Linked DNA regions of Homo sapiens: region 2 is linked to region 1. Evidence: chromatin loops called from intact Hi-C (ENCODE). Cell type or tissue: prostate gland. All regions are shown on one strand.

What was found. Peaks named below come from ENCODE experiments on the same cell type or tissue, not always from the same donor. Only the 100,000 strongest peaks of a DNase experiment are listed, where the experiment ranks them.
Region 2: a loop joins it to region 1, with 3 times the contacts of the local background. A loop is called at or near these places in 52 of 110 quality-filtered maps.

Annotation. Positions count from the first base shown.
Region 1 is chr4:88,455,566-88,458,065 of GRCh38, forward strand. HERC5 (HECT and RLD domain containing E3 ubiquitin protein ligase 5) reads left to right here and starts at 1,554. Exons shown (of 23, transcript NM_016323.4): 1 at 1,554-1,969. The coding sequence starts at 1,705. The region is part of intron 1 of LOC102723458 (a long non-coding RNA gene); the gene reads right to left. RefSeq lists an enhancer at 1,184-1,613. In prostate gland, CTCF peaks have their summits at 1,294 (motif pointing left) and 1,494; DNase peaks (open chromatin) are centred at 1,376 and 2,026; H3K4me3 peaks cover 1,701 bases; H3K27ac peaks cover 1,711 bases.
Region 2 is chr4:88,296,191-88,298,690 of GRCh38, forward strand. The region is part of intron 1 of PPM1K-DT (PPM1K divergent transcript); the gene reads left to right. Among named protein-coding and RNA genes, the nearest start is that of PPM1K-DT, 13 kb to the left of the region's middle. RefSeq lists an enhancer at 165-1,131. In prostate gland, no CTCF peak of the experiment used is centred here; no DNase peak of the experiment used is centred here.

The sequences.
Region 1 (2,500 bases):
GGCAGGTCAGAGATTCTCCAGGGACCCTCCCTTATCTGCCTCCAGCATCTATCGATACTATAAAGAATAATTCATTTTAAATATAATGAAGACCAACAATTATAAAACTTCCAGAAGGTAACAAATGAGGAAATCTTATAATCTTGAATTTAGCAAAAATGTCTTAAGTAGGACAAAAAAGGTATGAACTATGTAAAAGAAAAAAATGGATAAATTACATCAAAATTGAAAACTTCAGTGCTTCAAAAGACACTTAAAATGAAGAGGCAAGCCACAGACAGGTAGAAAACATTTCAAAACGTATAGCTAATAAAGAACATGGTATGAAACATATAAAGAACTCAATAATATATAAAGAACTCTTAGATAAAAAGTCAAGCTAGCTAATAAATAAATGGTCAAAAGATTTGAATACACACTTCACAAAGAAGAGATCCTCCTGCCTTGGGCTAAAAAAGGGCTGGGGTTACAGGCAGGAGCCCAGGCCCAGCCTTGTCAGTTGATTTTCGGTGACCCTTCAGAGGGCAAAGGGGAAGTTTTCTCCTGTTCCCTACAACCGACAGGCCCATCAATTGGTGAATGGATAAATAAACTGTGGCTTACCCATATGATAGACTACCATTCAACAATAACACAAATGAATTACTAATTAAACACAATAGTATGAATCTCAAAGCATTGTGCTAAGTTAAAAAAGCCAGACATCACTTAGATATGGTTCCGTTTGTATGCATTCTAAAAAAGGCCTAAAGCACATCACTGTTGCCAGGCACCCGGGAATACGGGAATACGTAGCGGAGCGGGCACGAGGGGGGTGGGGGTGGGGGTAGGGGTGGGGGGGAGGGTAGCTGCCTGCATAGCTCTGCCCAGTTTTATGCCGGTTTCAGCCCGGCGCACAACGCATTTTTTTTTTTGATACATAGTCTCGCTCTGTCGCCCAGGCTGGAGTGCAGTGGCGCAATCTCGGCTCACTGCAAACTCCGCCTCCCGGGTTCCCGCCATTCTCCCACCTCAGCCTCCCGAGTAGCTGGGACTACAGGCGCCCGCCACCACGCCCAGCTAATTTTGTTTTTGTATTTTTAGTAGAGACGGGGTTTCACCGTGTTAGCCAGAATGGTCTCGATCTCCTGACGTCGTGATCCGCCCGCCTCGGCCCCCCAAAGTGCTGGGATTACAGGCGTGAATCACCGCGCCCGGCCGCGGCGCACAACGCTTAACAAACTTTGGCTTCCGTTATCCCTCCCTCTGGAAATGCGTGTGTCAGGGTGCCTCCTAGTGGAACTGCAGCGTTTCCTCGAAAGCCATTCCGTCCAGGAGTTAAGGTGGCCGCTGCCCGCCCGGGGACACTTTCTCAGTCCAGCCCATCGGCCTTTACCCCAGCCAACGACCTGTTGCCTTTGGCCGCCTGCCAAGTCACTCTCATTACAGTTTCCTTTTCCTTTTCGATTCCGCCCCCTAAAAACAACAACAAACATTATGTTTCGTTTTCCACTGGAGCTGCAGGCCCCGCCCCCAAACAGCACGTGGGGGGCGTGGCGTCCCGGCAGGGGCTCAGTAGCTGAGGCTGCGGTTCCCCGACGCCACGCAGCTGCGCGCAGCTGGTTCCCGCTCTGCAGCGCAACGCCTGAGGCAGTGGGCGCGCTCAGTCCCGGGACCAGGCGTTCTCTCCTCTCGCCTCTGGGCCTGGGACCCCGCAAAGCGGCGATGGAGCGGAGGTCGCGGAGGAAGTCGCGGCGCAACGGGCGCTCGACCGCGGGCAAGGCCGCCGCGACCCAGCCCGCGAAGTCTCCGGGCGCACAGCTCTGGCTCTTTCCCAGCGCCGCGGGCCTCCACCGCGCGCTGCTCCGGAGGGTGGAGGTGACGCGCCAACTCTGCTGCTCGCCGGGGCGCCTCGCGGTCTTGGAACGCGGCGGGGCGGGCGTCCAGGTTCACCAGCTGCTCGCCGGGAGCGGCGGCGCCCGGACGCCGAGTGAGTGGGGCTGGTGTGTGAGGGCTGTGAGGGCTGTGAGGGGTGAGGGCTGAGGGCTGTGAGGGGCGGGCAGCCGGGGGTCCGCGCCTGAGGGAGGAGAGCCCAGAAGGCCGCAGACGCGCGCCTGGCTCGGATAGTTTCGCCGACGGCGCACCTGAGCTGTCTTTTATCCCGGTCAGTGTCAGGCGCGGGGTGAGCGGGATACTGGCGACCAGCGGATCCTCCGCTCAGCAAAGTGGCCGGTGCGGGGCATGCGGGCACCGTCTTCATCCTTTTAGCCAGTCTGGCTTTCTCATAGGTTTCTGTTCAAGTTTGTACCCCCGTCCCCCGCCCGCCGCATCTCCCACTGTCTCGTTTTGAGAAAGTAGTCACTGCTCCAACTTTGGGAGTCGTTCTCAGTGATGGGATTTTACCTTGGCCTTCAGTTGCACTTCTCCCACATTCTCATCGAAGTGGGGGAAATAGTTGCCCGCGTTCTTTAAAATTTTGCCCATCTGTGGAGTGAAGAAATTGGTATCTTGCTGCGAGTTT
Region 2 (2,500 bases), 160 kb before region 1:
CTCTTAGCCTCATTTGGTGGGTCCCAAGTTCTTGTCCTGCACCCAGGAAAAATGAGGTATGCAGACAAGTAGAGGGTGAGCAAGACAAAGAGGGGCTCTATTGACTGACAATAGCTCAGAGGAGACCGTGGAGTGGGTAGCTCCTGTCTGCAGCTGGTCGTCCTAATGTCTGCTGCTCTCAGCAGAGAGGAAGCCCTAGAGTGGGTAGCTCCTCTCTGCAGCTGGTTGTCCTGATGTTTGCATCCTGCTGCTGTTCATGGCACCCAGGCTGTAGGTGCCAAGGGGTGCATTCAGACCAGTGCCAACCTGCTTTCAGCATCCCCCCACTTCAGCTTCCCTCCTATGCTTGTCAGCACCCAAAATCTGGAGGGGGCCAAGGTAGCAGGGGGCTGGTGTGTCAACATTGCCCCGAGCGTGTGGACACCCAGCCTGGCTGTGACAGCACCCAGGTTTGGCCCTGACTTTGTTCTGAGATCAGAGTAGGCACTGACAGCAGAGAGAAGCCAGGCAGTGGGAGCAGGCATTTCTGAGCCTGTGAGGGCAAGGGTGGCCTTCCAGGGCCCCCAAGAGTGCAGGGATGCCTGGGTCCACAGCCCGTTTGGGTGGCTGCAGCTGCACTGGGGAGAGTGGGGCTCCTTCCTGCTCCTTGGAACAGGAGGCCTGGGTCTGCAGCCACAGTTTGGAGAGATGCAGCTGTGCCCAGGAGGGTGGGGCTCCTGCCTAGTCCCCAGGCCCTAAGAGCACAGGGATGCCCAGATCCATAGCTGTGGCTTGGGTGGTGACAGTCACACACAGGAAGCTCCTGCTCCAACTTGGAAGGATTGGGTCTCCCATTTGTCCTCAGCTCCCGCCAGGTTTATGCAGCATGCAGCCCCAGCTGTGCCTCCTTGCTGCAGCCGCTGCTGCAGATGGCACACTGCTGCCATCAATATGCAGTAGATTCAACATGACCATAAATCAATTTCAGTTCCTCCCATCAAGAGGTAGAGTTTTCTCCCCCTGCATGTATTCCTTGCCCCTTGAATATGAGCTTGTGACTTGCTTTGACCAATAGAATGTAGTAGAAGTGAAATTTATGGCTTGTAAGCCGTAGTCTAATAAGACCCTTGCAGTCCCATTCACACCCTCTTGGAATGCTACAGCCAAGACAGGAGGATCAGGAAGCCCAGCTCAGATTAACCTCTGTGTGAATGAAAGCCCACATGGACAGAGGCCCAAGCATCCCAATTTCCTAGCTCAGCTCTCAGCTGACCCAACAGCTGGATGTAACTTCATGAGTGATCCCAGGTAAGAGCAGCAAAAGAACCCCTATCCAACCTGCAGAATTGTTGCATAGTTGTTTTAAGCCACTAAATTTGGGGATGGTTTGGGATGCAGCAATAGATAAAGAATACAATATGGCTAAGCCCAAAATCAAGAGGCAGGGAAGTTTACTCTCCATATGACAAGTGTGTGGATGCATGGAGGGTGAAGGCTTGAGACCAACAATTCAATCCACTATCATGTATATCTGAATTTTAATTACTTTAATTCTAGATTGATCTTCAGTTGTTAGTGGCTCCTGACATATTAAATCTGTTTTCTAGCTCCCCAACCCATTCTATCTTTGTGATAGCTTATCTCCAGTTCTTTCCTTCCTGTGCTCACATACTATTCCTCCATCGAGAGGTGAATTCTATTTTTGTACTCTTGAATCTGAGCTGACTGTGACTGCTCTGACAAATAAAATACAGTGAAGTAATCCCTAACCTTTTAGAGGACTAGCAACTTCCACTCCCTGCCTCTTGGAAGTCTGGCACCATGTAAGAAGAACAACTATCCTGACTACTCTGCTATGAGAAAGCAAGTTTTTGGTACCTTATTAAAGACAAATGATCGCTTACACATATGTGTGGAGCCCTCATTAGAGAAAAGGAGTTAGGTTGGTGGGACCAAGGGAAAGCAAAAAGAGAAAGCCGATAAGCTGTAAGTCTGCCTTTCTTCATGGTCCGGGACACATAGCCCTTCTACACAAATAACTCACAATCATCCCGCACCCAGCTATCAGCAGACACCTGCAAGTTAGCTCACCGCAACCTTGGCATTATCAGTACTGCACAAAGCCCTCTTGAGCATACAGCATAAACACTAAGTCTATAAAATCTCCAGCAAGCCTTTGTTTCCTGATAGCCAGCTCTTCTTCTGATTCTACCACTTGCTCCCTGGCAACATATTTTTATACTTTCTCTAATAAATCTGCCTTTCTTTATCTACAACTGCCTTGGTAAATTATTTTACACACACGCCACTGGTCCAGATAGCCGTTGCTAACCCACAACATTATGTTTAGTGAGGTTCTATTCTGCATTTTCATTTTTTTAAGTGGTAGATATTGCATTTTGTTTATCTGTTCATCAGTTGATGGACATTTGGGTTATTTCCACTTCTTAGCTATTACAAATAATGCTGCTATAAACATTCTTATATAGGTGTTGGTGTGGCCACACGATTTCATGATTTT